Regions from separate parts of the Mus musculus genome. Here regions 2, 3, 4, 5 and 6 are each linked to region 1. A link is a loop called in an ENCODE intact Hi-C map of the cell type or tissue named here. Cell type or tissue: left cerebral cortex. All regions are shown on one strand.

The links. Hi-C counts contacts between places; a loop is a spot of excess contacts. Peaks named below come from ENCODE experiments on the same cell type or tissue, not always from the same donor. Only the 100,000 strongest peaks of a DNase experiment are listed, where the experiment ranks them.
Region 2: it touches region 1 in a loop (2.3-fold over the local background); 2 of 42 quality-filtered maps call a loop at or near these places.
Region 3: a loop joins it to region 1, with 4 times the contacts of the local background. A loop is called at or near these places in 11 of 42 quality-filtered maps.
Region 4: it touches region 1 in a loop (2.1-fold over the local background); 5 of 42 quality-filtered maps call a loop at or near these places.
Region 5: it touches region 1 in a loop (2.5-fold over the local background); 2 of 42 quality-filtered maps call a loop at or near these places.
Region 6: it touches region 1 in a loop (2.4-fold over the local background); 5 of 42 quality-filtered maps call a loop at or near these places.

Annotation. Positions count from the first base shown.
Region 1 is chr11:68,689,023-68,694,022 of GRCm38, forward strand. Myh10 (myosin, heavy polypeptide 10, non-muscle) reads left to right here and starts at 2,893. Exons shown (of 41, transcript NM_175260.2): 1 at 2,893-3,160. In left cerebral cortex, CTCF peaks have their summits at 2,479 and 3,089; DNase peaks (open chromatin) are centred at 1,477, 2,495, 2,842, 3,724 and 3 more places; H3K4me3 peaks cover 3,377 bases; H3K27ac peaks cover 3,114 bases.
Region 2 is chr11:68,749,111-68,754,110 of GRCm38, forward strand. It overlaps Myh10 (myosin, heavy polypeptide 10, non-muscle), which reads left to right. Exons shown (of 41, transcript NM_175260.2): 6 at 2,832-2,924. Among named protein-coding and RNA genes, the nearest start is that of Myh10, 60 kb to the left of the region's middle. In left cerebral cortex, a CTCF peak has its summit at 2,006; a DNase peak (open chromatin) is centred at 1,993.
Region 3 is chr11:68,580,892-68,585,891 of GRCm38, forward strand. It overlaps Ccdc42os (coiled-coil domain containing 42, opposite strand), which reads right to left. Exons shown (of 2, transcript NR_155283.1): 2 at 2,373-2,685. Among named protein-coding and RNA genes, the nearest start is that of Ccdc42os, 3.6 kb to the right of the region's middle. In left cerebral cortex, no CTCF peak of the experiment used is centred here; a DNase peak (open chromatin) is centred at 2,540; H3K4me3 peaks cover 311 bases.
Region 4 is chr11:68,620,506-68,625,505 of GRCm38, forward strand. No RefSeq gene overlaps it. Among named protein-coding and RNA genes, the nearest start is that of Ccdc42, 36 kb to the left of the region's middle. RefSeq lists an enhancer at 2,970-3,669. In left cerebral cortex, no CTCF peak of the experiment used is centred here; DNase peaks (open chromatin) are centred at 2,614 and 3,136; H3K4me3 peaks cover 801 bases; H3K27ac peaks cover 1,622 bases.
Region 5 is chr11:68,805,166-68,810,165 of GRCm38, forward strand. Myh10 (myosin, heavy polypeptide 10, non-muscle) reads left to right here. Exons shown (of 41, transcript NM_175260.2): 34 at 1,960-2,121; 35 at 3,628-3,756; 36 at 4,995-5,000. Among named protein-coding and RNA genes, the nearest start is that of Ndel1, 45 kb to the right of the region's middle. In left cerebral cortex, CTCF peaks have their summits at 195 (motif pointing left) and 2,905 (motif pointing left); DNase peaks (open chromatin) are centred at 154 and 2,891; H3K27ac peaks cover 341 bases.
Region 6 is chr11:68,563,542-68,568,541 of GRCm38, forward strand. The region is part of intron 1 of Gm40036 (a long non-coding RNA gene); the gene reads left to right. Among named protein-coding and RNA genes, the nearest start is that of Gm40036, 3.8 kb to the left of the region's middle. In left cerebral cortex, a CTCF peak has its summit at 3,063 (motif pointing right); a DNase peak (open chromatin) is centred at 3,086; H3K4me3 peaks cover 554 bases.

The DNA of each region.
Region 1 (5,000 bases):
TACTTTTTTTTTTGTATGCACATAGGATCTCCCCAAAACCCTGACTTTTAAAAAAGATACCCAAGGCTATAATTGTGAGATTGTATGGTAAATTTATATTTAACCTCTTCTTTTTTTATTATTATTATGGACTAAAGCACACAACACGTTTAACTTTTAAAGAAAAGGCTTATTTTCCAACGTGGCTGTAGTGTCTTACATTCCTGTCTTACTGCAAAGTTCCTGTTTCCCCGGGTCCTCACTGGGTCTTCCGTGGCTCTTACTCTTTCATTGGCACCAAGTGGGTGTAAAGTGAGATCTCATTGTGCTTTCAATTCACAGTTCCCTAATGACTACCAATATTGGGTAGTTCTTAATTTTCAAATGTTGGAATTCATTTCCTCCCCCCCCCCCTCAAAAAAGCTGCCTGTCAGTCTTGCACACACAAAACAAAACAAGCTCACATGCTCAACTGCCCTGAGGGAAGGAGTTTGGACTTCTGACCCAGTCCCTGCCAAACAATGGACTGTGAACTTTTGCTTTTAGAAGTAGAAACAGCCTACGTCACCAGCTAATATTACTACAGACAAAGACAAGGGTTTCCTTTCCTTCTTCATAGTGAACTTGTACAATAGAAAAAAAGCAGTTTTCTACCTATTAATCCATGATGTCACTATTTTTATACAGTAACTCACCCAGTCAACATATTCATTCAATAAGTGAATCCTTCCAGGATACAGCTATAGCTTCCTTTTAGAGAGGAGATAATTTGTCAAATATTAATATACAGTATATAGAGTTTGTAGGTATAGTGGCAGAGCTGCATTCAGAGCCTGATTCTAAACCCTATGTTCCCTTTGTTCTGGTGAGGGCTAGAATTGGAGAAGCCTGTGGGGGCATGGATGGCGGGAGACTGGGGGTTGGGGTGGGGCTACGTGTGAAGATGAGGGAGAAGAAGGAAGCAAAGAGGCAGATCAAGGGAACTTAGGAAGAACTCTTAAGTGGCGGGCTGAAGCATGGGTGGGCAGGAGAGAGACTTGGAGCCTGTTACTCTTTTAATTCTCCTCCCATCCAGGCAGACATGTATGGACATTTTACTCTGCAGATCCTGTTTGATCCCAGAAGAAAAGTGGGACCAGGCCCGATGGGTACTTGGATGGGAGATAACTGGCGGATGAAAACCTGGAAGAGACCCCAGAGCTAGAAATGCGCTTGGGGACAGTTTGCTATTGAGTTCTCATCAAGACAAATGTCCGTGTGAGTTTTAGTTCTGGTGAACTTCTTGTTCTCTCTCTCTAATGGTCCCCTGAGTTTGTTGTAAAATTATGAGGTTTCAAATTATGAGAAACCACGGATCTGATGGCTTATTTGAGCCGTTTGTATGGATGCTCTGAGCATGGAATATAGCATTTAGAAATGACTTCATTGGGTAACAAAGCTTAGAGTCATGCCTTTGAGATGGCTGAGTCTTTTCTAAATCCGGAAACGTTTATAAGAGGGCTATCATTGACACGTTATACTAACTTATACTTCCTCGGTAGACTTCACAAGGATAGAACTCTTCATGTAGTGCCAAAGTCACAAGACACCTGGAAGGGGGCAGCCACCCTAGTGGGCATGTGGGGTTGGAGACCAGATGCACCTGGACAAAGGACAAAGAATTCTCACTTCCCCCGGAAGGGCTCTGCATTCAGCTGCCTTGGAGATTTCTCTGAATTCCACCAACCCTTTCTTATCACTTCCTGCCTTGTTTTCATTTTTTTTCTCACTTTAAAAAAAAAAATCAGTCTAGAAGTTTCTCAGGCATTTACAAAGTATCCATTAAAACACACACATATATACAATACTAAATACATAAAATCCTGAGGCAGTTTTAAAATAAAGTATTTTATATTTATCTTTTTATAAGAACAATAATCCATTTGGCTCTTGTGATTTTTTTACTTTATTATATTTATACATGTATAATTAAGAGTTGACTAGATTCTGCAGACATTTCATTACATTTTTTTTTTAACTTCAATTTTCCAGTTTCCTTATTTTGGAAGCCCACTCCCACCTGAGGTCCATGAACCTTTCTAAGGCACTTGAACCACTGGTTCTTTAGCCCTAGGGGCTATGACAACAGCACAGGAATCCTGCAAGCCCTACCCAGTTCCTCTTCCATAGAGAGCTGGAATGAATGAGTGAGTGAACAAATGAAGTCGCTCTCTGGTCTTCTCTGCCAGGCCCGTTTGCTTCTCGTATTTTTGGAATCTCAGCCCTGCCTAAGAGGCAGAGCAAGCAAACATCCAACTGCGGCGGGTCACGAGAGGAAGGAAGCATCAGTAAGGGGGGACTCCGGCCGCCACAGGGTTGCAGCCCGGTCAGGACAGAGCTTTAGCGCCCAGCCCGAGAGGCTCCCCTCCCCCACTGCAGGTGAGCCGCAAGCAGCGGCTCCCACCCACTGAAGCTCCAGGGTGACGTCAGGCCTCAGGACCGCGCTCCGGCCCCGCCCCTGCAGGCAGCTCCGGGAGCTGGCGATTCCTCGGCGAAAGCCGGTCCCGCTGAGGGACCCAGTGGCTGCGGCAAGCCTACGGGCCGCAGAACGCTCGAGTGGGTTGCAGCGGCGGCCCGACGCAATAGAGAGACGTGACCAGTGGGAGCTGGTGACTTGTGCTGCGGTACACCTGCCCCACTGTCCACCCAGCCCTGACTAGCGCAGCGCGCACACCCCAACAAGATCGGCGATCTCTGCCTCGCGGGATCGCCAGGCTCCTAGTTTCAGCTGTCCATCTCCCTCCAGAGTCAGCCAATCACCCGCCACTGCCCCGGCCGCACCTCCCGGAGTCTCTGACAGGCGTGAGTAGCAGCCTATGAGATTGGGAGTCTGTGGGTCTAGGTCGGGAGCGGGAGCCAATGAGCATCATTCCAGGTGGGTGGAGGGAGCGGGACTTGGGAAGGTAGCTTCGTTCGGGTTGCTAACGTCTTTCCTGGGAGATGGGCGCGCAAACCGACCAGTGGGTCTGGGGGCGGCAGTGATGGGCGTGGAGATGGCCCAATGAGGGTGGGAGTGGGTGGGGCAGGCGCGAGCAGCAGTGCTAAAGGAGCCCGGCGGAGGCAGCGGTGGGTTTGGAATTGAGACGCTGGATCTGTGGTCGCTGCTGGGGACGTGTGCCGGCGCCACCATCTTCGGCTGAAGGTGAGACGAGCAGTTGCCCGGGTCCGAGTGCGGCGTTCCGGGAGTGGGGACGGTTGAGGGAACAGGAGGGGAGGAACCGGGGCTGGGGAACTGGGCGAGCCTGGAGCACAGAGACGGAGCCCAGGCGGGAGCTGGGAAAGGGAGACTGGGCAGTGGAGAGCGGAGCTTGTGGAGATGACGAGACCCCAGTGTATGGAGATGAAGAGACCCCTGGAGGGGTGGGAAATGGGGTCCTTGAGAATGAGACCTCTTCATGGATCAGGGCCAGGTCATACGTGAGGACGACTCTTGAAAGGGATGAGAATGGAGATCTGGGGATGGGGATGTAGGGACCAACTCCTGGTTGCATTGGATCCCTGGAAGCGTGGGGTTGGGAGGTGAGTGCCCTAATAAGAGGCCGGAGGCGCCCGGCGTGTCTATCTCCTTTTAGGAGAGGACTGAGTCCTGGGATGTGATCTTGGTGCTGGGGGCCCAGGAAGGAAAGGGGACCCTGGGTGGGTTGCACCGTGGGTTAGGTGGAGTTAGATTTCCCCGGGTGCGACTGAAAGGTTCTCCGAAGACTCAGAAGGCGGACCCTGGATCTGTGCGGTTTAGGGACCAGTGGCCTGAAACTGCATGGTCTTGGGAGCATGCGACGGATGAGAGGCTCCAGAGCTGGTCTCGGGAAGGAGGGCTGGAGCTAGACCTCATGCCACGCTCGCTGGGGACCGTGGTGGACCGGGAGGTGGACACCGGGCGAGGCCTGGGCCGTTGGGGAGAACGAGGCGGGAAATGTGGCCCGGGCGCGTTGTAGCGGAGCGGCCGGGGGGAGGGTCAGCCGTCGCCTCTGGATCGCTTTATTGTGTAAGTGATCTGGTAATGGCTCGCCGCAGAATCTCTCCCTAGCCTTCTGTAGTTAGGGTGTCATACTCTGATCCTATAAAATCGAAGTGGATTTGGGTCGGAGGGAAGTTGAAGCTGTGGAGTCCTTGGCGTTGGCGGGGCTTTGTGGGCCTTTGGTGGGCGGATGCGGCCCAGGGACCCGAGAGGCCCCCAGTCAGGCCTCTCTGGGAACTGGGGCCTTAGGAGGTGGCCAGTCGGTGCGTCTGACCTGAACTGGTGAGGTTTGGGTAACGGGGTCTCTGCCTACGACCGTTATCTCTTGTTTCTTGGGGCCTCTGCAGCTCTCTTCAAGATCACTGCGGTGGATGGAAGGGGGTGGGGTAGATTGGGGTGGGGTAAGGGAAAAGCAGGCGGAGTAGATCCAGACTGCGGATGGAACAAAGACTGCTGTTTTTGCTGAATAAAATAATACTAAATATAATACTTTAGCTATGCTAAGATTTTGATTTTATTTTTTTCAAACATTGAAACTAAGGATGGTTTGGGTGAGGTTTAATTATTCCTGATAGTATCTGACTCTGGAAAACTTTATAATCTATTCATTGTTCCATCTCCTATATTAATCTGCCTCAATTAACTATTCTTGTAGCCCCGTGCATTTGATGTTTAAGTATGCCCTGTCTGTCTCCGGTTTTGGAAAAGTGGCCATTTTATGTATCTCTTTACTTCTGCATCTTAAATTCCGTTCTTCCCGTCCTTATCGGCAGAAAGCATATGGTGCAATTGTGTGATATACCACACGCTTTTGCGGCAAAAGGAGGTGACCTGTGAGTGCTGGGCTATGTATTGGGGCTCCGTAGGGAAATCATGACAATGAAGAGACTGGATAGAGAGGGAGATGGAGGAGAATTTGAAGGGCACGTTGTAGGGTGAAAGACTCTCCCCTTCAGCGTTTGATGTACATTGTTATCACACATGAGAAATTAAATCCCTGCTTTGAGATCCAAGTTTTGGAAGT
Region 2 (5,000 bases), 60 kb after region 1:
GCTTGCCTAGCTCTAGTGGGGACAAAAAGTTGTCATTGTTCCCTGGTAGTTTTTAGAGATAGAAGTAGCATTTACATAATTAATTTATTAGTTATGACTGTGACAGTAGTTTTAAGATACTAGCTTTGTGTAAGATCTTTCTTGATCTTCCTGATGTCTCCGCTGTCTTAGGAGAGGAACAGTCCCATGACACCATTCGTAAAGCCAGCAGCAGTGACCCAGAATCCTGGTCCACACGTTGACTTTAAAGCTGCAGCGTTTGGGTCACCCCCACTCCCTTCCCAGGCACTACTAGAATGCTTCAGGACTTCTTTTTTTTTTTTTTTAGGACTTCTTATACATTTAGGCTCAAACACTTCTTGCCTGGGTGAGACAGGGAAAGGAACCTGTGAAATATATGTGACCCCAAGAATCCCTGTTGCCATGCTTAAGGGAGGGAAACCAGGGGTGTTGTACTTGTCTCCCCTCTAAATTAGGAAAACACCTTAAAAGAGATTGTCAAACTTCTTATCATAATTTGGAAGGATGGTGCATGATTTTAAGAAATCTGTATTTCAGATCTCTGGCTCATGTAGGCACCTCACTGACCACAGCATCAGTTTCCCTGACAATTTCTGCATTCCAATCCCACAGACTGAATTGAACAGCAAAGACAAGAAGGGGCCTCTGGAGGGTCATACAACTGGTGCAGAATTAGAGTGCTTACAGCATTGCAAGGTCTCAGTCACAACACACTGAGGGGAGTGACTGCTCACAGAGTAGTAACAGTCTTCCCTGTGCCCCAGCTCTGCAGTGTTAGGGGTTGAATCCGTGACCTTGCATGTGCTAGGCAGGCACTCTGCCTCTGACTACCCAGCTGATACCAGACCCTAGTAATAATAGCTTTCAGTAATCTCATTTAGTTCAGGATTCCAAACATCTTAAGAAAAATTAATGGCTAGGAGTGGTGACACATGCCTTCAAATCTCAGCAGTCAGGAGGCTGAGGCAGGTGGATCCTTATGAGTTAGAGATAGTAAATTCAAAGACAGCCAGGGCTACATAATGTCTCTAAAGAACCAAAGGAGGGAGGGAGGGAGGGAGGGAGGGAGGGAGGGAGGGAGGAAGGAAGGAAAGAAAGAAAGAAAGAAAAGGAGAAAAAGGGAAAATTGTTAGCATATAATATACAGAGACTTCCATAAAAACAGTTTTAAGTCTTTAAGTCAGTAAACTAAGGTTCACTGTAGAGAGTGCTCTGGGCATCTTACCTAGTGCCCAGAAAGTCAGGTGACACTAGGCAATGAATTACCAGGAGCAGTCCTTGACTGTGTTCAGCTGAGCACAGTGGTAGGCTGTGGATAAGGCCGGTGAGAATATGGGCCATCCAGATAGACATCAGGAGCATGTCCTCATGCTTTGGGGGTGCCTTGGGAACACTGTCCTGGGCTTCAAACTGCATGACATCAGAGTCCCCATCAGGGGGATTCTGAGACCGAGGTCTTCAGTTGGCCTTGCTGATGCCCCAGATCCATGAATACTGAGGTAACACCACAGCATGCATTTATTCCTGTTTTGAGATTTGATAGTGACATGAGTCATGCATCACTCGATGACCACTAACTTAAAAACCCTACATGAGGATTTTTTTTTTTTTTTTTTGCTTAGAGAATAGCAATTGCTATGGTTTTCTATTTATTTTCTTTAGGTCTAGAATAATGTGGGCAATTTAAAGTATGGGGATAAGATTGGGGGAGAGGAGACAGATTTATTTAGATCATAAAAAATAATTCTGAAATTACATTCCCCAAACACAACCTCACTTTCTAGTGCTTTTCTTGGCCAGGCCTGTCATCAGCTTCCCCTGCAGCTTTCTGTTGGGCTTCATGAGCGATGCCTCTCATTTGTGAGATCTGTCTTGTAGCCTAATTTGCATACAGAGATTGACTAAAGCTTACTGTATGCCGAGTTTTGTACTTGTTAGTGGAGTGAGTGCCTTGCTTGCCGTCTTTGCCAGCCTCTGACGTGGAGGTGGCGCTGTTGCCTCAACACTGTGGCCATGCTGTGTGAAGGCTCTCAGGAGAATGGCAGTGTGGTGGAGATTATTCAGTCAGCCATCTTAAGGCTTCTTCTAAAGCAGAATCAAAACAAGAGCGGCCAAGTTCTTAAGCCAAGTATTGCACTTGCTTTCGCTTCATGGAAACCATTTGCGATGTTTAATTTTCTGCCCAGTTAAAATTGTTACCTGTTCCTCCTATAGGATTGCAGACCCCTTTAGCTCCTTGGGTACTTTCTCTAGCTCCTTCATTAGGAGCCCTGGGAGGAGGAACAACCTCCCTATAGGAGGAACAACAATATGAACTAACCAGTACCCCCCAGAGCTGTGTCTTTAGTTGCATATGTAGCAGAGGATGGCCTAGATGGCCATCGGTGGGAGGAGAGGCCCTTGGTATTGCGAAGATCATATGCCTCAATACAAGAGAATGCCAGGGCCAGGAAGCAGGAGTGGGTGGGTTGGGGAGCAGGGTGGGGGGAGGGTATAGGGAGCTTTAGGGATAGCATTTGAAATGTAAATGAAGAAAATATCTAATAAAAAAAAAGTTATCTGTCCAGCATGACATTTTCTTCTCCCGACCCTTTTCTGGATGCTGATATTTTTTTCTTTCAGTGGAACCCATTGTCACAGCAGGCATAGGAGCCAGCAGTGTCACTGATGGCAGCAGGGCGAAAGTGTCAGGAGGTGGGGGAGTTTGTAGGACTTTTCCACCCCAAGTACGAAGTAAAGACAGGAGATTAACATACATCTGTTTTTATTTATGTGTGTGTGTGTCTATGTGTATGTGTGATGTCTTTTAGGGGGAACTTGAACGGCAGCTTTTACAAGCAAATCCAATTCTGGAATCCTTTGGAAATGCGAAGACTGTGAAAAATGATAACTCATCTCGCTTTGTAAGTTGAAAAGCCCAAAAGCTTGGGCTTCTTCAGATTTCTCATGAAATGTCTCCTGACTTAAGCTAATGAGTTGTTTTGTTTTGTTTTGTTTTGTTTTTTTCCTTTTTAGATGTTAAGAAAGGCTAGTTAATAGATGTAATGATACTTCTGGTAGCCACATATGAAAGTGATTGTATCTCATTTTGTATGTTTTTATATGGAAACATAGTTGCATACGCTCTGTGTATTTCTTTATCTTTGCCAGTCATTCTATTATGAGACTGGCATAAGTAGTGGGGTGCTGGCTAGTTTTATATCAACTTGATAGAAGCTATAGTCATCTGAGAGGATGGAGCTAATTGAGAAAATGCCTCTGTTTACTTGTGCTGTTGACAAGCCTGGGGGGCATTTTCTTAATTAGTGATTGATGGGGGAAGGCACAGCCCTTTGAGGGTGGCCATCCCTGGGCTGCTGGTCCTGGGTTCTATAAGAAAGCGGGTTGAGCAAACCATGGTGAGCAAGCCAGTAAGCAGCACCCCATGGCCTCTGCGTCAGCTCCTGCTTCCAGGTTCCTGCCCTGCTTGAGGCCCTGCTTTGGCTTCCCTCAATGAACTGTGACTTGCGATGTGTAAACCGAATACCCCTGTCCTCCCCAAATTGCCTTGGATCATGGTGCTTCATCACAGCAATGGTAACCCTAACTAAGACAAATGGTGTGTGTGCTGAAAATCAATGGGTGCAGGGCAACGGGCGTGGGGAAATGAAGGGAGTGGGAGAAAACCGGCGTCCCGCCAGAGTTCCGGTGCTCTGGGTGGGCAGACACAGGCGGACTGCCGCATGCTTTCCATGCGCCCCCCTACTCCCCGAGGGTGTCTGGCTGTGGGAAGCCACAGAACCCAGCCTGCCAGGCGGTGGACAAGGGGCAGTCGGAGGTCTCTGGGCCTCACTGAGGCCAGGTTCTCAGTCTCGGGCATCCCAGACACTACACTGCTGGACAACAGAAGAGCTGAGAACAAAATGGGGGCCCCCGGGGACAGTTAGGCCATTCCCAGGACCGAAGGGAGGAAAGGGCAGGGAGAGAGGGGGCACTGGGTGGTTCTCACACAGGCAAGAGTCCTTGGTTCAGTCCATGGCTGGAGCGCAGGAAGGTCTTCCGGCGGGAGGTTAGACGAGGCTCTTTAGGGGAAAGCCTATCCCATCGTTTTAAGCACGGCAGGCCTTGATGGGCAGAGACAGTCTATGGTTTTAGAGCTTTATTGTAGAAAGGCAGGAAGAAAGAGAGAAGATAGAAAGAGGGAGAGAGGCTGGCCATGGCCATGTGAAGAGAGGGAGGAAGAGAGGGAGAGAGGAGGGCTAGAGATAAGAGTAAGAAAGGTGAGATCTTAAAAAGAGAGAGGAGGGGCCAAGCAGCCCCTTTTATAGTGGGCTGGGCAACCTTGCTGTTGCCAGGTAACTGTGGGGCGGAACATACCTGGCTATAGTCAGGTAACCTTGGGAGTGGAGTCTAGTCAGAATGCCAGAAGCTTGGGACACTGCGTGACTTATAGTCACAGAATTATGGGTTTGGGGGCTCTGTGGTGTCAGGCATCTGTCTCTAGGAATGTGGCTCACTGTTCCGTCCCTTGTAGAGTTTCCTACTGGGTCTCTGGAGCAAGCCTCATTCAACCAAAACAGGCTGCCTTTCATGGCCCCACAAGGGTATGATAACGAAGCTGGGTTTGGTGTAATGAGTTGTCCTTTTTATAACTTGCTATTTCTATGGGATGTGGCAGAATGCTTCTCACTAGTATGACTTCTGTTTACAACGTATTTTCTTTGTTTTTTTTTGAGACAGGGTCCATTTCATCAAAATACTAAGTGCAGGTTGCACTCTAGGCCTGGGGAATGACGCTGCCTCGTTGGGCAAACTAGAGTCCTGCCCCATAGGATTCACCTTCATTTGGTTTAAACATTAGCATTCTCGGGACAGGCTGTGTCCTGCAGTTGCTCACTATGCATTGCATGCCCTAAGAGTGTGTGTGTTCCAGTTTTAGGAGTGTGGGTTGGAGTTATGTTGGGGGCATTTGGCTCCATGGACAGGACAGGCCTTGGATT
Region 3 (5,000 bases), 110 kb before region 1:
GGCCCCAGGTTGGGAGGAACAGCAACCAATCTGTAAGTGAAGGTCTTGTGGGAGCAGCTCGTTTCTGCCCCCCCCCCCCCCCACTCACAGTCACTTGTGGTGGTGGGTCGTGATGCTGAGGGCAGTGCCTTGCAGGCACCTTCCTCACTATGTAGTCACCAGAACCCGTGTGTTGTTTGCTCCCGCTGGCTGGTTAGGACCTACTCACAGCCTAGGAGAGCCATGTCAGAGCTACTGTGTGGAAATGTTTTTTCTAAGAAATGCTTTCTTTAAAGTTTGCCATTACAAATTGTACTGGCTAGTTTTGTGTCAACTTGACACAGGCTGGAGTTATCACAGAGAAAGGAACTTCAGTGGGGGAAGTGCCTCCACAGATCCAGTTGTAAGGTCAATTAGTGATCAAGGGGGAAGGGCTCCTTGTGAGTGGAACCATCCCTGGGCTGGTAGTCTTGGTTCTATAAGAGAGCAGGCTGAACAAGCCACTGGAGGCAAGGCAGTAAAGAACATCTCCCTCCATGGCCTCTGCATCGGCTCCTGCTTTCTGACCTGCTTGAGTTCCAGCCTTGACTTCCTTGGTGATGAACAGCAGTATGGAAGTGTAAGCAGAATAAACCCTTTCTTCCCCAACTTGCTTCTTGGTCATGATATTTTGTCCAGGAACAGAAACCCTGACTAAGACACAAATCAAACTTTCACACAACCTATGAGCAAGTTAATATAATAATGTGCTTTGTGGTCATCTGCTGACACACTGTATATTCAACCCACTCAGCATTGGCTAACTTCTTTATTATTTTTAAGCATATATGCATGTGTGTTTTGCCTGCATGTATGTCTGTGTAACATATGCATACCTTCAAATTGAGGCCAAAAGAGAACATTAGCTCCCCTAAAACTGGGGTCACAGAGCCACCAAGTAGGTGCTGGGAATTGAAACCTGATCCTCTGGAAGAGCAACAAAAGATGCTCTTAACCACTGACCCATCTCTCCAGCCCCCAGAATTAACTAACTTCTAAGAAAAAACCCACTGCAATCCACCTTACTATGCTTTGGACTTCTAAAATGGATTATCCCTGCAAGCTCAGCTGAATGGGCAGCCTAGGTTGTACCAAGTTTCCTCGACTTCCTTTGTGGCCCATTCACATTCCTGACTCAGGACAATGTTTGTGTTTGTGAGGTGTGGGGACCAGGTCTAAGACCGAGTGCTGAAAGCAACACCCTGTACCCCAAATATTCTGTAAACAACATGTGGGTATATATCTGGTTGTGGCTTGCGTGCTGTTTTTTTTTTTTTTTTTTAAAGATTTATTTATTCATTATATGTAAGTACATTGTAGCTGTCTTCAGACACTCCAGAAGAGGGAGTCAGATCCTGTTACGGATGGTTGTGAGCCACCATGTGGTTGCTGGGATTTGAACTCCTGACCTTTGGAAGAGCAGTCAGGTGCTCTTACCCACTGAGCCATCTCACCAGCCCTTGCGTGCTGTTTTGAGCCAATAAAGGCAGAAGACATGTTTCTCCCTTGCGAGACCCCAGTAAATGATGAAGAGTAAGCGCCACAGTCCCTGTAGTTACCATATTTGCTGTGCTATTCATTACATAAAGATGGCCTTTGTTCAGGATGCCTCTGAGTCTCTTATATTTCTACTCCTTAGATGAGACTTCTTTCAGATCAGACAGGAGAGGCCAAAACTCTTCAGAGTCAATCAGGTCCACTCTTGTGTAAAAAGACGGAGAGTTGGTCACCTTTTACAGGTCACCGCAGCACTGCACAGAAATGTTTAATGAGTGCATGATCACCTATGAAACACAACACCGGGATAAATAGAGGTTTGGCTGTATCTACATTGTCTAAGCAGTTGATAATCGAACAGATTCACTATTAGCATCATAATGAAAACAAGGAACATGTTTTTGCAGTGAGGTATCACCTCACACCCACCATAGTGGCTGAGATGAAGGGGAAAAAAGCAGAGATGTCAAGTTTTCACAAGGATGAGGAGAGATTTTTCTGTCACCAGGCATGGAGATGTAAAATGATCGGAATACAGTATGGTGGATCCCCAGATGTGAACCAAAGAGCTATGCCAGACATGGTGGCACACACCTTTAATCCCAGCACTTGGGAAGCAGAGGCAGGTGGATCTCTGAGTTCGAGGCCAACCTAGTCTACAGAGTGAGTTCCAGGACAGTCAGGGCTACACAGAGAAACCCTGTCTTGGAGAGACAGAGAGAGAGAGAGAGAGAGAGAGAGAGAGAGAGAGAGAGAGAGAGAGAGAGAGAGAGAGAGAGAGAGAGAGAGAAAACACCAAAAGAAAAAATATATATAGTTCTTATGAAAAAAAAATGAAACAATACAAGACACTTTTAGAAAAACGATACGGAGAGTATATTTTTTTAAAAGTTCCAAACGGCTTCCCCACCCCAAGTCATTCTTGTCTCCAGAGCTCCGCGGACAACCTTCCCCAGCCTGGCCTCCGGCACACGCATGCGCACACGCTGCATCCTATTAGACATGCCGTGCTGCAGCTCGCTTCTGTCACTCCATTTGTCCCCATACTTCTCCCACGTCTGTGCATACAAATCAGCTTCATGCTTTCTGTAAGTTGCATAGCATCGCATTAAATTCAAATCACTGGAATTAACCATCCCCTTGAATCTTCATAGTATGTGATCACAGCATCTGCCATTGTGTTAAAAAGAAAACAGAAAAGAAAAGAAAAATTAAATTTTTTTTTGTCATTTTCACACTAGCTACAGCATTCAAAACAATGTGAAGTGATTGTGGTGACAGTGAAGAGATTGTCGAATCTCTAAGTTTAGCAAGAATATCTTTGACACAAATGTTAATATCATCTCTTGGGTTCAGACTCTTTTATCTATCACAATTCAATTCTTCCCTTGAGAATTTCAATAGAATTACTTTTATTAATAGATTTCCTAATATTTAAGGATTTTTGCATGCAGGTCCTGGTTATTCTATTCAAATTTCTCTTTTGAGTCAGAGGTCCCAGCAAATGTATTTTGAGAGCTGCACTCTGGAAGGGTCTTAGAGATGTGGCCACCATGTGGAAGACACTCTCCCAGGAGAGGCGGGAGACTGTGTGAACTAAATTAAATTTGCTAATGCGGCTGCTAGGATCCCTGCATAGGAGATATGGTTGGCCTATTTTCTTCCTTTGTCTGCCATTGGGCTTCTTCTTAAGCGTTGCTCTCCGCTTACCTTCAAACACCCTTTCAGGCCTCAGAAAAGGGAAGGCACAGATTGTTTGTATGCTTTTCAAAGTTATTTAATTTTTCTCGGAAACGCAGCAAAATGGTAGCCAGCTTGAAGCTGTCAGAGGTGAAGGAGTTTTGGCAGTGGAGCCTCTTTGTGTTTTCTTGTTCCCTTCAGCAGTGATCTGGCCGGTCTAGGCAAGTACAGTGGAGAACAAGATCCAAGGGGTTTGGACCCTTAGTCACTGCTGGAAGGGGCATCTCCCAGGACACCTGGGAGCTTGTATACCCAGTGCTGTTCCAGGATAACACATTCAAGCAGTGGTTCTCAACCTTCCTAATGCTTCGACCCTTTAATATAATCCCTTATGCTGTGTTGGCTCACAACCATAAAATCATTTTTGTTGCTAACTGTAATGTTGCTACTGTTATGAGTCATAATGTAAATATCTGATATGCAGGATGGTCTTAGGGGACCCCCTAATGAAAGAGCTGCTCAACCCCCTACAGGGTCATGACCCATAGGTTGAGAACCGCTGCTTTCAGGATATTAACCTATATCTTTTATTTTCTGCTGTTTTTTTCTCCCCTTTTCCTATAAGTGTTGTGGGTCAAAGCCAGACTCCTGTGTGTGTTAGGCAATCCCTGTACCCCAAGGATGTGTATCCCAGACCTCCCTTCCTTCTTTGAAGCAGATAACAGTCTCAGAAGATAACGAAACGGGACAGAAAGCAAAACATCCCTATTGGCTTCCAGCATCCAAAACCCATTCCATCATTAACTTAAACGGAATAAATTTTACCTCGGAGGCAAACAGCAAGGCAAAGGAGGGCTGTGGGCGGTGGTAAGGAGAAGACCAGGAATAAAGATGAAGGTGGAGAGAAGTTCTGTAAGACAGTGTGCAGGTCACAGAGGAAGAACGGAGCTGAGAGTACAAGACTGGCTCCCTAATGCCTGGAAAGACAGTAACTACCCCATCCCACCCCCACCCCCTGCCAGCCCTCCAAGATAATAGTCAGTGACTGGAATCTAGACTGACTCACATAAGGTACCATGGGAAACAACATAAAGAGCTTTGAATTCTTCCCAAGGGGCTGAACGGGAAGGAGAGGTGTCTCAAGTTCTGTGTGGACCACCCAGGCCCTGACTCAGTGATTTGACTGACAGGCAAGCACGGACGTGTCTTAGGTGCCAGAATAACAGGTGATTCCAGGAGCAGATGACTCTACTTCTTTAAGGGCAGCAGCATCACTTGGCCCCTCCAAACCGAGCTATCACGTGAGGTAAGAAGTGGAGGGCATAGAGACATCCCTAATGGATGGTGTCAAACTGTCCTAGTTAGGGTTTTTACTGATGTGAACAGACACCATGGCCAAGGCAACTCTCCTAAGGACATTTCATTGGGGCTGGTTCACAGGTTCAGAGGTTCAGTCCAGCATCATCAAGGCAGGGGCATGGCAGAGCCCAGGCAGGCAAGGTGCAGGAGGAGCTGAGAGTTCTACATCTTCATCTGCAGGCTGCTAGAAGACTGGCTTCCAGGTAGCTAGGACAAGGGTATTAAAGCCCATGTCCAAGGTGACACACCTACTCCAATAAGGTCACACTTCCTAATAGTGACACTTTCTACCCCAAGCATATACAAACCATCACACAAATTAACTGGATAAAGAACACACACACACACCTTTTGTGAAACTTAGAAATAATTTGCCTTATTGTCATTTTGCTGGGTCTATATCTGGAGTTGGGATTAGGGATTTACGGTGGGCTGGGGGTGATGAG
Region 4 (5,000 bases), 69 kb before region 1:
TAAAAAAAAATATCAAAAATGAACACAATAAAATAAATTCTAGTAGTCTTATCTATTGGGGACATTGAATTCCTTATCACACTCAAAGGAAATAGCTCACATATGTATTGTGTGTGTGTTTGTGTGTGTGTGTGTGTGTGTGTGTGCATGTGTTTGTGTGTACTTGTGAGTTGATATCAGGAGTCTTTTTCAATAAGTTTTCTCCCTTATTTTTTGAGACAAGCTCTCTCACTAAACTTGCTGTTTTGGCTTATTAGCCAGTGAGCCCCTAGGAGCTGCCTGTCTCCATCCCCCAGGGCTGGGTTAGAGCAGCACCCTACTGTGCCCTGTTTTTATGTGGGTGCTGGGGCTCAGGGGCTCAGCCTTGTGCAGCCAACACTTTACCCACTGAGCCATCTCCCCAGCCTTACAAAGCAGATAGCTCTTAAAAATCTCTCTCACATCTACACATACCCACACAGTAACTATTAGAAAAGACAGCTATGTTAACTATCTGGGCTGTGAGGGTTATTAGATTGTATGACACCAAAACACCATTGGAGGCTTTAAATATATCTAATTTTATTGTCAATGATATCTCAATAACACTGTTTAGAAAAGAGAGAAATCTCGAAGTAAAACTGTTTCCCTGGTGAATTCTCTCAAACACCAGAGAAGGAAATAACACCCATATCAGCCAAATTCCTTCAGAGAATTGAGCAGGAGGAAACAGACTCCAGTTTGTTTCGCGAGACGAATAGTAACTAATATCAAAATATAACAAAGGACACATAACCAAAGAAACAGCCTCATCACATTTGTCACAGTAATTCAGCGAGATCTGTTTCTGCCACATCATGTGTTGAGAACAGATCTTTTTTTTTTTTTTTTTTAAAGATTTATTTATTTATTATATGTAAATACACTGTAGCTGTCTTCAGACACACCAGAAGAGGGAGTCAGATCTTGTTACGGATGGTTGTGAGCCACCATGTGGTTGCTGGGATTTGAACTCTGGACCTTCGGAAGAGCAGTCGGGTGCTCTTACCCACTGAGCCATCTCACCAGCCCGAGAACAGATCTTAAGAGAGACCCCACCTTAGATCCTTTGGGTGCAGCCTAATGAAATTCCCTTCTCCTTGGGCTTCACTCTTAGCTGGGCGGAGCAGGGGGACCTGCGCAGCATCTTTGGTACTTGTCTTTTGTTTCTCTTCTTTACTTTTTGTTGCAGAAGTTTGCGAATATCCCCAAACAGAGAGAATAGAGCCGGAACCTCCGTGCCCACCGTGCTCACTTCTGCTCATCGCTTCCTTCTACAGACAGCTCTAGCTTGTCCAACCTCCCCATTTGATGCTCAACTGTCTTGTACTCTCTAGGGAATCTCAGTTTTGGCTTCCAAACAAGCAGACTATGTTTGGGTCTTATGAGTCTTTAAAGGTCCATAAGTTCTTCACATCAAAGGTTCCCCGAGGTTTGGTTTTAGACTCTGGATAAGGGGCTGAGGTGAACGTTTTACATAAATCAGACCTGGCATCCTGGTTCTCTCAGCATGTTTCAGTCTCCCTACCCCCTTGCCTACCCTGCCCTCAACCCTGAACTTTCCAGCCAAGGGGCTGGGCTGCCCTTCCTCAAAGGCTCTTCCCAATACAATCCAGACATTTTGGTCTCCCTGCTCTCACTCCTCTCTCTGCTCACACATCCTTTCTTTCTCTCTCTTCCCCATCTTCTTTCTCTCTCCCTTCTTTCCTGGCCTCCTTCCTTTGAAGCCAAAGAACTTGCCTGCTGGTGAGCAGCTTTCCAATAAACCTGAGTTTAATCTAGTCTAATCTGATTTGAATTGGCTCATTTCACAGACAGAGAAATAACTTATCACACAGCAAAGGCTTGATTTCCAGGGAAGTGCTCTTGGGATTCATGGAACTAGAGGTTCCAGGAAAGGGGAGATCTTTAGGCCATTTGGAGACAGGCTCCCTAAGGGAACAAGAGAATCCCAGCTCCTTCCCTTAACTCTTTGTCCTTCCTGGCCTCCTTGAGATGAACTACATGCTCCACCACATGCTTCTAACATCAGACGCCACGCCCCAAGCCCAAAGCGAACTGTGGCTGAAACCTTTAGAAATGTGAACTAAAATAAAATAGCCTTTTCCCATTCCAAGCTGATTCATTCAGGTGTTTGTTTCTGTGTGTGTGTGCACACGCGCACGCGCGCGGACACACCTGGCCTGTGGGTGTGTAAATTTGTTTAGGATGGAGGACTCAAATGTGAGAGGAGGTGGTGGGAGCTCTAGACCCTTTAACACCTCCGATGTAGGGTCTCTGCCTCTGCCTCCTCCCTCTCTCCCAACCTCGCTCATAAACTTTCTCAGTTGGGGTTTTCAATCCCGGGGGCCCATCCATCAAGAGGTTAACTACTGTTTGTCCTCTAAGACTCGCTTCAGAGTGTTGGTTCCTTCCAGAAGCCTCCTAATAGTTGGCTGGATGCCTTGTACGGCAGCTGTCCGCTCCTCCAGGGAGAACTTGCTAGAGAGCCTCGATCTTGTGCGCGCTGGTCACCTTCCTCCAGCACAGACCTCAGTGCAGGTTATCTTATGCAGGGAGACACTGGGTTTGACTGCTTGGGCAGGGCAGAAGAGGAAAACTAAAAGGATATGGAAGAGAAATATATATGGAAATGGAGCATGTATGTGCGCGTACAAAGTATCTCCCCTCCCCCAGAGAAATCAATTTTATCACAGTGGGTTAAGGTTCAGGGAAATGAAGGGGTTGTTGGAGACCACAGGGTTCAATTTATCCTTAGGGCTAAGGATGAGGAGAGCCTAGATGTTACTATATCTGCCTTCAGCGGCCACAAGCATTCAGACACTTGCACCAGGCTGTTTCCTGGGGACCTGGGGAAGAGCAGGGGTGAATTATCACATAGGCTCTGGTCTTCCTGGTTTAAGACAAAAAAAAAAAAAAAAAAAAAAAAAGTCAAACGTACTTGCAGTGCTGACCCTTAAGGCAAAGTCAGCCCTGGTCTGAACCCAAGAAAAAGAGAGCAGGGGAGGTGGCCCCGCCTTCAACCTCCCCCAGCCAATCACTGAGACTCTTAGGTTTCCGCAGCTAGGTGGGGGCTCTGAGAGGGGCTGGAACGGGTTTTGAGTCCGACAGACTGCGTGCTCCAAGAGCTGACGCAACCGGAGAATTTGGCTTCTTTTTTATCACATATATCATTTTGCCATATATGGTCACCGAGAGCTACTGGCAGCGAGACTCCTCCTCTGATGGTAGGCTCCCAGAGTGAAATGAACTACATACCAGCCCAGAGCAAACAGACCATCGCTCACCCGGCCGGACAGGTGGGTGGGCCTGCAGAGGGGTTATATATAGTTCTGAACACATTCCTTCACTAATACATCTTGGCCCCCAAATGCGTAAACAGTCTCCATTTCTGGCTCTTTTTACTGAATTTGCTAATTGCTATTCTTTTATAACCAAGGGAACGACAAAAAATTTCGGGAGGAATGTTGGGGGAGAGATCTGTTAGCCCTTGATCTCCCAGCCACCCTCCCCTTCCCTTCTAATCTCCCTCCCTCAAGGCGCCTTGAAGTCTTTCCCACCCCACCCCCATCTCAGAGGTCCCCTGCTCACTCTCCCAGTTTTGCCCCTTGTAGTATCCCGGAGTTTCCCTGGTAACCCTTTGCTCAGGTGAAGCAGGCCAGGTGGAAGCTGAACAGAATTCAAAGAAATGGGACTCACAGACAAAATCCCCTCATTTCCAGAACTGGGAAGGCTCACCCTTCCCATCTGACCAAGGCTGGCAAAGGTGCCCCCAGCATTCCCTGGGTGCAATTGAAACTGATTTGAAGGGGTCAAGCTTGGTGACACAGGAAGCTGGCCCTTCAGAGTCTAAAAGTACGGAATCCCAGTCCATATCCAAGGACCCCCAAAAGCACAGCAGAAACCATCCTCTGCTCTGCCATTTTTTTTTTTTTGGACCATTTTTCGATTTCTATGCCTAGCCCAAAGCAGTGAGGAGTCTCCAAGGTTACCCAGGCTCCAAAAGTACAACTGCAAAGAGCTGCTACCCAGCAAGGGCTGATGCTGCAGGCCCAGAGCTTACCTGATGACACAGGGCTTAACGACTCTTGAGGAGGTAAGCTTTCAGATGCTCTCAGGGCATCTTGGCAAGGGCAAGGGCAAGGAGGACACCAAGAGCCTTGGCATCCTGAGAGTAAGCACACTGCAAATAAAATGTGGTTTCTGATTTGCTGCAAATAAGAGGTCTGCTTCCGGCAGAGCACTTCCAGGGTGTCTGGCTCAGAGCACTCAAACCTACTTCCCAGGAGCACACCAGGGGCTTTCAAAGCACCCAGTGCCTGAACCAGTCCTAAGGATTCTGATGTTTGGGTCTGGGCTAGATCTCAGACACACGATAAGATATAAGGTTGACCTTCCTACCTGGAGATTCTGCAACTGTGTGTTCAACCAAGCTCAGATCAAAAGTCTAGAAAGATTATTTTTTTTAAAATCCATAACTGTAAACAATGATAAAAGCATTGGTTGGGGTATAGATCTGTGGTACAGCATGCACAAGGCCCTGGGCTTCATTCCCAGTACAGCCAATAAGGAAGCAAAGCTGGAATGTAGGGCACACAGCACTACAGTGAATCCCCTGGAGTAAAAAGATGCGGTATTGGTGTTCCCAGCTGTACCCACCCACCATTCAAGTCACCCCACATCTCTCTTCAGCACCTGCTGCTTAAGAATTGTCTTGAGTCTCTGAGTGTATGTGTATGTGTATGTGTGTGTGTGTGTGTGTGTGTGTGTGTGTGTGTGTGTGTGGTTAGGCCTACAATGACAGCGGTTCTTCTAAACGTGGAGAGACTTTGTTTCCTTGGCACTATTCTGTCAATAATATAATGTGACAACTGTCACATAGCATTTATATTACATTGGACTTAAGCAATCTAGAGAAAACTTAAAGTATGCTAAATGTGCACAAATTATATTCAAATACCTTTATATATAGCATGAAGTTT
Region 5 (5,000 bases), 120 kb after region 1:
CTCTATGTACTCAAACTCAGAGTTTAATTCCAAGTGCCTGGCTTATATTACATTTTTTAAACCTAAAAAGAATCTCACGATTGGTCTGGAGAGATGGCTCAGTGGTTCAGAGCACTGGCTGCTCTTTCAGAGGTCGTGAGTTCAGTTTCCAGCCCACATGGTGGCTCACAGCCATCTCTAATGGGATCTGATGCCCTCTTCTGGCCTTCAGCTAGGCATGCATGTCATATTAAATATAGACAGAACGCTCAAAATATTTAAATAAATAGATCTTAAGGAAATTTGTGGTTGATGTTTCTGAGGTATGTGTGTGTGTGTGTGTGTGTGTGTGTGTGTGTGTGTGTGTGTGTGTGCGTGTGCTTTGAAAGTGATTTTGGATACTTTGAGTGTCCCTTGGAGTTCATGGAAACCAGTCTTGATTTATATTTAATTTTATTTTACTACTTTTGTTTCACTAACATTAACTTGATTCATTCTTTATTGTTGACTAACTTACGCCAAACGTAGTGAGTTAAAGCCACATTTCTGGCGTCCCGTTTCTGTGGGGTGGCCTGGGTTGGGCTGGAGGAGGTGACGCATGCGCTCACCCTCCCAGCATGGACAGGAACCTCAGCACTTGTTAGCAGCCTGGCTGAAGGCTGCTCGCATGCCCTGTGGAGGCCACCTGCCCAAGAGCAAAAGGCCCAGGGAAGCCAGCGAGAGCTGTGCCTTTACAGTTCATCCCTCTCGTCCTCTTCTCTAGAAGTGAGTCCCAAGTTCAGCCCACACACAGGACCTCTTCAAGGACAATTTTCCAAGAACTGATAGATGTATTTAAAGCACACTGAAGAACCTCAGGGCAGTTTCCATACCTAAAGAGCCTCCTTATCCCAAGCGCAGCAGAGCCAGATCTGCAGCATACAGTCAGGTGCGGAGACTCACCACAGTGGAAGCAACCATCTGTCCCTTCCTCCTCCTGGTCGTCTGCAGGAGCAGGTGCAACAGATCCATGGTCTCCCCTTGGAGAAGACCCCCCCTTAGGCTTCTTGGTGTCACTCAAAGAGCACCTCCCTTCCCACTTTGCCAGTTCATGACAAGTGATCTATCTGCTCAGAGCCCCCACTGCAAGATCACCTAGGGCACCTACATACATGGGAGTTTTTCCTGGATGAATGGAAATGCAGGACAGACCAGGAAGCTCACGGCACAGCTCCCAGTCTGGACAGTTTTAGTTCATTGTTAGTACAGGCATTAGGGTTGGACTGAAATGATAAACACACACACACACACACCCGCTTCTCCTCTCCCACCCACCCCCTCTGCCTCACACAAGGGTACAAGTAACCAGGACTGTGCCATCCTGTCCTGTGGTACAGCTAAAGCGTCAAGAACACCCCAGAATGAGTGGCCATGGGGGATGGGGTGTGTTGCTCTACCCCAGCTCACGTTTGTCTGTGTATCTTCCTCTCCTCCTGTGTGCTGTGTGCTCTAAAGCTTTCCTGTGGCCTCAGCTGCTAGCTTCCCTTTGCTGGTCTATCAAGTGGGGCTTCTGCCTGGTCTGAAGCCCAAAACCTGAGCGAGCCTAGCTCTGCAGCATGGATCCCAGACACATAAGTCAGGCCTAGCTCCCTCGCTCCAGGACACGGTTAGGGTTAGGGTTGAGCCTGTTCCCCTGGCCTCTGGACTGCTGCCCTGTGCTCCAGGCGTCTTTCCTGTTTGTTAAATCATTATCCTCTGCTTCCTATCTTTCTGACTCAGTCACCTGGACTGTGAGCCTAAGGTCTTCCCTCTTGGGTCCCCTAGTGCTACCAGCAGGCGTGGCCTCTCCCATGGGGTGGTTTCCAAGACCTTCTGAACTAAGCCCAGACCTGCTAATAAGACATAGGGACTTGTTGGTAACAGGGACCTCTGCAAAGTGACAAGCTCCCCTAGCCAAAGTATCAAGAGCCCAGGATAACGTAATCCAACACTGTCCTTCAGGTGCGGGAGCTCGAGGCAGAGCTGGAGGATGAGCGGAAACAGCGGGCACTGGCTGTGGCGTCAAAGAAGAAGATGGAGATAGACCTGAAGGACCTGGAGGCTCAGATCGAGGCTGCGAACAAAGCCCGGGATGAAGTGATCAAGCAGCTTCGCAAACTTCAGGTAGGGATGGCAGGCTTACCTTGGTGGGACAGGCCACATAGCCTTACTGGAACCAAGATGAAACTGAAGCTGGAAGACCATGCAGCACCCAACTGTCACCTTGTCACCGAGCCACTGTCATGATGAGGACCAGAGCAGCTGTCCCCTAGGTTACTGGGTTTTCTTTTGAGTCAGAGCTGGGGATGGTGGCCAGGAGGAGTGTCCTTGCTGGAATCTGGTCCTGTGCCCCTAAATGCCCTTAGCAACAACTTCACTGTCTAGCTCTGTCTCCAAAGGGAAGTGGTGTCCCTTTCCTCCTGCACTGCTGGGAATGTAATTTTCAGACAGCTGCAAGCATCACTCTTGCTACCTGGATGATACAGTTCTATAGCCTCGCTGAGAAGAGGAGCGGTATGCATGATAAAGTACGGTGTGGGCTGACCCTGCTCTTCCTGGCTGGGTGTAGGCACTGATGGGAAAGGAAAGAGGTGTAAACTGTGACCAAAACTTCAGAAAAATCTTTCCTTTAACTTCATAATTCTACATCTTCATGCATCCATTCAACATCTTAGCCAAGGCAGGACTGTGCATGAACAGCCCCAGGATGAAGGAGATGGCAGTGGTGATTTGCTCAGAGCTGCACACATGCACAGCCGCAGGGTTAGGAGCAGAGGGTCCACTTTTGTGTGCTCTCTAAAGCTGGCGATGGCTGACCTTAGAAGAGCACTTGCTGCTCTTGCCCAGGACCAACCCAGGTTGGGTCCCAGCACCCACTGCATGGTGGCTCTCGTGCTGCCCTCTACTGGCCTCCGTGGGTACTGCATTCGTGGTGCATCGGCATACAAACTGGCTAAACACACACACACATACAAAATTTTAAATTTTTGAAGCTGAATTCAAACTTTTATTTTGACTTGATAATTACAAAAAATATTACTCATTACAAAAATATAATGCTGAATGTGTTTAATAGCTGTTTATCAGATATTCCCAGGTCACAGAATCTGTGTCCTTTTGCTTTGGGATGCTTATCCTGAGTTGGACTCTCAGCTCTAATCACACTCTCCGTCCTCCTCAGTCATGCTCTAGCTCGTTTCTCCAGTGCCTGTCACTGAAGCTGGAGTTCAGATGCAGCCAGGAGATGTCTGGCCAGCAGGCCACAGAGATCCTCCTGTCTGTTCCCCAGCCCGGGGACTCCAGGCTCAGCCAGCTTTTGTGGGTGCTGGGAATCCAAACTTTACCTTCATGTTTGTGTAGCAGCGACTCTCACAGCTCGCCTCTCGCCCTTTGAACTTCAGGATTAAGTAGAGACTGAGGTTGGACATCCCTATTTGATGATCTGTCTGTCGGGGGAAACATACATTAAAGCTTCATTTTCTTCATAGCTGGTTGAATTTTTATAATGAAAAGGTGATTATATCAGATGCCACTACTGTAGCTAACTAAGTGATACAGTTGTGTGAATGCATTTGTGCAATTCTGAGAATAAACGTCACTCCCTGAAAGGCCTTTCTTATTTAACCTCAGGCACAGATGAAGGATTACCAGCGTGAACTAGAAGAGGCTCGAGCATCTAGAGATGAGATTTTTGCTCAATCCAAAGAAAGTGAAAAGAAACTGAAGAGTCTAGAAGCAGAAATTCTTCAGCTGCAAGAGGTATCTTTGCTTTGTCCTTAGAGTCGCTCTGAGACTACAGGAAATGTGTTTTATGGCCTTGATGGTGTGATTTCAGTTCAGCACCCCTGCTAGCGAGCGAGCGCTCTGTTGCTTGCTTGTGCATATTCTTTTACCTGGCTAACGGCACAACAGCTCATTAGTAAGACAGCCTTCTAGAATGCTCCCCTGAGGGAAAGGGGTGGGATGGGTGAGGCCTGCCCAGGGAGGGATGTTGTCTCACACAGGAGTGCTGTCCCCTTACAGAAAGAGCGGCAGGTTCCGTTGAATTCTGGAGCGGAACATCTTAAAACAAGCACTTTTCACTCATCCTTTACGAAGGTCTCCATCATACGTAGCAGGCAGGACAGAATCCTACCCAAGTAATAAGGCACCTAGAGTGCATTTCTCTCTATACATTTTCCAGATTTTCTCAAAAGATAATGACCTGAAATGTTGGCTGGACAACAGTTGCCATGAGAACTCACCAGCACAGGCTACAGCCGCTGCTGAGACCCTGTCAGTCCGGGAGAGGCTGAGAAATGAAAACTGGACCAGACATGGAGCCGAGCCCAGGCTTAGCCTGAGTGCCAGCTTTTAGTCCTTTCATATTTTCTATTTTATTGTGTTTTATTTATTTCCTGTGGGATATTTTTCTCCTTCTGTGAGGTGTGTATGCATGTGCGTCAGGGAGTGAAACCGGGGCCTCGAGCACGCTCACACATGCCCCAGCACGGTTGATGGCTCCTGTCTCCATACACTCTGAGACACAGATTCCCTCTAAGGTTCTTTTTCTTCATCCCACAAACTTTGACACAGGGCAATTTTGCTGTCGCAATGCTGTATTTTTCTTATTTCTATGAATGGCTTCTTTGATCCACAACTAATTTAAAAGTGTGGTTAGACTTCCAAACAGACTCCATTTGCTTTTTGGTTGCTCTGTACTTCAGCATACCATGGTCAGCAGCTGCAAGGCCTTGAACGAGCTGTGATCTGGTGTGGCCAGTGTCTCTGTAGGGTTCAGAGTTGAATCTTGTGCTCGATGACTGTAGGGAACATGCAAGGATGGTGGGATACAGCCACTGCACACCAGTGACAGTGAAGCGCTTCCTTGGTGGCCTTTGTTTACTGGGCCTGTAGCACATCTGGCCTCCTTCCTTATAGAGACTGCTGCTTGGTTGTGTGGAAAGCATGAGGGGACTGACCATGGCCAGAGCCTAACTCAGTTTAAACTCATTCAGGAGCTG
Region 6 (5,000 bases), 130 kb before region 1:
GGACTAGAAAAGTACAGTGCCAACTCCCCAAACAGCAGCCAACTGTTGACTGGCCTCAGATGAATAAAACAGAGTTACATGCATGAGATAGATTTTTCCCCCTGCCAAGTATTTTGCCTATTGCTCACATTCTAAAATCTTCTAATTTTGCCTTCCCTTTACTCTGGGGTCTGTCACTTTGTTCTCATTAAGCTCTCAAAGAGCTCTTGATTCTGTTGCTGCCCCCCTGGTTGGTCCTTTGGCTTTTGCCTTCCGGCCAGGTGAAGCAGAAACCGGCTGCGGTTCAAGAGTGCAGGGCCAGAGGAGGTGTTCCAGGACACAGGGAAACCCTGTGGTCAAGCTGGTCCAGGGCCGTGCTCTTTGGTTCGGATAGAGCATGGGAGATAAGCTGACTGGAAGAGTAACACCAACAGGAAAGCCTCCCTGGGCGATGGAGCTGATGACGCCACTCTGTCTGTGTGGCCACAGAAGCTTGGAGGCAGCCATGTTGCTACCATAGCAAAACCTAGCTGGGAACCAAGCTGAAAATTTAGAAGGGAGGGGCAGACTAAGAAGTGGTAGATGGAGCCAGGCAGTGGTGGCTCGAATCTTTAATCCTAGCACTTGGGAAGCAGAGGCAGGCGGATTTCTGAGTTCGAGGCCTGTCAGGTCTACAGCGTGAGTTCCAGGAAAGCCAGGGCTACACAGAGAAACCATGTCTTGAAAAACCAAAAAAAAGAAAGAAAGAAGGAAGGAAAGAAGAAAAGAAGTGGTAGAAGTGGCAGAGGTAGATGGACAGGATGAGATGGAACAAGTTCAACATTTAAGCAGTGGATAATTCAAGAAGCATGGGGCAGGGCAGGCAAAACCCATGAAGATTGTGAGATAAACCGACATATGGAAGAAGGAGGTGCAGGGTCAAAGACTCAGCTTTGAATTGTGACTTACATTCTGTCATCTCCTCAAACTAGACAGTCAGGTAAATGTCACAAGGTCAAAGTCCATCTAATTCTTATCTCCCAACCTGGTGGCTCTAGGTGACGTCATGACGTTCTGACAGTCATGATTCTGGCGAAGCAGAGAGTAAGTACCTAGCGAGCCATGAGCTGTTCCACTCACGTTTATTTGGAGTGGGTTTTGTAGACTGGGCAATCCTAGTGGGGTGGGTGGAGTGTTAGGGAAAGTGGTCAAAGGCTTCTGCAGCCCCACAGCTTTCGAAAATGATGACAGTTATTGCCACCTCTTAGAGACATACACCGCTTATTAGCAACCCGGGGCTCTCGGGAGCTCTGTAGTTAACAGACCTACTTAGCTCTGTTTGATCTTAGCCAATCCCTGTGTATCACTGCCTGACAACGTTTGCAGAAACGGTACTCCCTAGGAGATGTTTGGGAAATACCGAAGTTAGCAGGTTCTGGGTGGCCTGGTGCTTCAGGGCAAATCTGGGCTCCCAGGCTAGCAAACCTCCCTGACATTGTACTAAGAACTTGACAAAGGTCCTCTCATTTAGTCAGAACACCAAATTTATGAAGTGAGCTATTACTATACCCTCATGTCATGAGTGACATGGCTGAACTTCAGAAAGGTAAAAGTTCAAATCATATCTGTCCGACCTGGGAGGTCCATACTCTCAACTGCTATGCTAAACTAATTTAGATAGTGAGAGACTACTCTGGGCAAGGAGCGGTTAGGTGGGGTAGGACCACAGCAGGGATAGCTTGTGTGGGGGTTGATTTCATATGAGGAATCATAAAAAAATAAAATAAGGCTGGGCAGATGTGAACATCCTGTATGCCAAAGAAGGAAAGGAGGGGTGCATACTGGTTGAACTTTGCCTCTGTGCCAGATATCCACATGCAGTCATGTTTGCAATTCCCTAAAGCGATGTTCAATTACAATAAACCAGAGCTCGCAGAAATGAGCTGACCGAGTTGCCCAGGATCGTAATAATTAAATAGTAGATCCATGGCTTGGACGTACATATGACCCAGCAAAGCCCACAGCCTTCCTTCGGCCTTCCTCTAGTTTTTGACGCTCTCCTGAGGGTTGTGTTGTAAATGGTGAACTGGAGCTACACAGGATGCTGAGCACTGAGATCTGTTTTGGAGTGACCATGGCATGTCCACGAGAGAAGGCACTGCATCCAGAAAGAGGGAAAGTACTAAAGAGCAACAATGTTGCGATGTTGACAGAAATGAGTCCCACAGATACAATCAGAATGTCTCTCTGGCTGTTGACTAAATAATGAAACAAACAGTTAAAAAAAAAAAAAGGTTTCAGCAATCATGTGTCCATGAGATGGGGAGATCACAAAGCTGTCAGTACCAGATCTGAGAGCAATGCACAGATCATAAAATTATAGGTACAACAGTGGCTGGAGAGATGGCTCAGTGGCTGAGAGCACTTTTCCCTTTTCTAGAGGACCATAGTTTAGTTCCAAGCATCCACCCTGGCCAGTTCAGGCCTGTGACACTAGCTTTAGGGAACGAATGCTATACCTTCTGACTTCCATGGGCACCTGCACACACCTAGTGCACACACACTCATACACATAAACAAAAAGAAAAAAATTCATTTCTGTTCTTCTAACCTGGCACCAAGTCTCTGGTTCCATGCCCAGTAGGCACACGGGGCCCCATGCCCAGTCTACTGGCCAAGCGGTTTGTCCTCAAGGCAGGGGCCCCGCTGGTGGTGTCTGAGTCTGAGGAATAACCTACAGGAGTTGATGCTTTTGTATGTATGTGACTCCAGTTCAGGGGCCTGGTAGGCACCATAGGCGTGAGGGTTCTATGGCACCCAGTAACGTTTTCCCCAGGTCAACCAACCCCCACAGACAGCAGCCTCGAGCATCTGCAACTCTCTGCTCTTTGCAAGGGATGGTACCATCCTCTTAAGCCTGAAGAACCATTTTCTACCTCTCCCCTAGAAGTCAGAGTGTATAAACTGTTGAAAAGGGTCTAAAGGGAATGAGGGCAGGAAGAGAGAGAGAGAGAGAGAGAGAGAGAGAGAGAGAGAGAGAGAGAGAGAGAGAGAGAGAGAGAGAAGCTGGGCCAGAGGGTTGGAAGCAGTCCACTAGGGGGCACCAAACATACTAGGATTCCACTTCCTCCAGTAACCTGGTCTCATGCCCTTCCCAAAGCTCCAGCAGACGATGATGCCAGGCGGCCCCGTAGCCCATCAGCTCTCCGAGGCTGCAAGAATAGGAAAACATGAGATGAAGCGTCGAGTTAGATTTTTTTAGAGGCAGGAAACAAGTCAAAGAGAGGGATCTGAAAATCCGCAACGCAGATTCTCGCTAGCATTGGCCAGCAAGAAACAGGTCGCACCAGCTCTGAGTAAACGTGGGTATCGCTTCCTGAGAACACAGGTTACCCTGACGCGGCTTTCACTCTGAAACAGGAGAAATGACAGTATGAATCCCTTGCGTTTCCTAGGATGGTTGAGGGGCCACATGAGGTCAGAGTCACAAATAATAAGCCAGTTTCGCAGATGCTGGCTACCTGCTCCTCAGGCCCCTCCCCTCCGACAAGTTTCTCACTCTCCCCAGCTTTTGGTGTGAGTGATTTCAAAGGGGCTTCGTGGTGTTTATGAGTCCGATTCACTAAGTGTTCACTGGAGCCTCTATGAAGTGGGGAAGATGCGATTTGATGCCAAACAAGTTGAAGAAAATCCAAGAGTCTCTGCTCTCATTGAATTAAAATCCCCTGCTTTGGGCATGGGTGAGATGGCTCGGTGGGTAAAGGCAGTCAGCAGAGAGAAAGGGCACACGGCAAAGCGCAGAGGTGTGTGGTCAGAGTCTAATGTGCGGACTGTATGAAGAAGCAGAACAGAGCAGCCTGCGCTAGGGCTCGAATAAGGTTTGTACTCTTCAAAACTCACCTTGGGATGAAGTGCGGTCGTGGGATACTGTGGGATACTGAGAAGGTGGGAACTTAATCTAACTGTGGTGTTTGGAGGTGAGACCTTACAGAGGTCATTAGGATTCCGTAACATTATCGACGTGACTTTCCCATGGTGGCCTTAAAAAGAGACAGAGATAGAGGAGAGGGGCAGACATACAGAGAGAGACAGAGACACAGAGAGACACAGAGAGATGGGCAGATGACACACCCACACAAGCAATGGGCTGTACTGGCTCCACCCTGAGAACGGGAACTCTCTCAGGTGGGAAAGACTGCTCTGCACACAAAAGCACTTGCTTGCGGAAGCCTGTGGACCTGAGCTTAATGCCTGGAACCTACATAAGGGTGGGAAGGGTGAACTGAGCCCACAAAATTAACTTCCAGCCTCCACATGAATGGCGCATTAGCACCCTATATACTATACACACCATCACCACCACCACCACACCACCATCATCATCATCACCACCACCACCATCATCATCATTTTTACCAGCAGACCTGCTAACCAACATAAACCTTTTTGACTTATCCACTCTGTGATATTATACTATTAGCAATATAAAGGGGCTTAATACAAATCATTTTGTCATTTCCTCTTTAACTCAGAGACAATTATTTTTTTAGTAGTCTTTGGCCAGGAACAACACAGAGCTTTTGTTTTGTTTCGGGTTCAGTTTTGTTTTGAGACAGGGTCTCTCTACATATTCCCGGCTGTCCCGGAACTCACTCTGTAGAACAGACTGGCTTTGTACCCTCAGAGATCTATCTGCCTCTGCCTCCCAGGTATTAGGACTAAAGGCCTGAGCTATTACTCCTGGCAAACAAGTTTTCAGGAGCACAGAATTTTTTAAGTGCTCTTTTTCTTTATTTAATTTTTTTTTTTTTTTTTTGCTTCATTCCATTATACTTCAACTATAGTTAAAGATTGCCAGCTCTTTGTAATTTTTTTTGGTAGGTTGTGGACATTTTCTCTGTTAGCTAAAAAAAATGCATGTGCATAATGATACGATTCTATTATCCAAATGTTCTTTCTTACATGCTGTCATGGTCTAGACCCAGTTTGAGTGTGTCTATCAAGGGGCTCAGAACTGGAAGCTTGATCACTATCTGGTGATA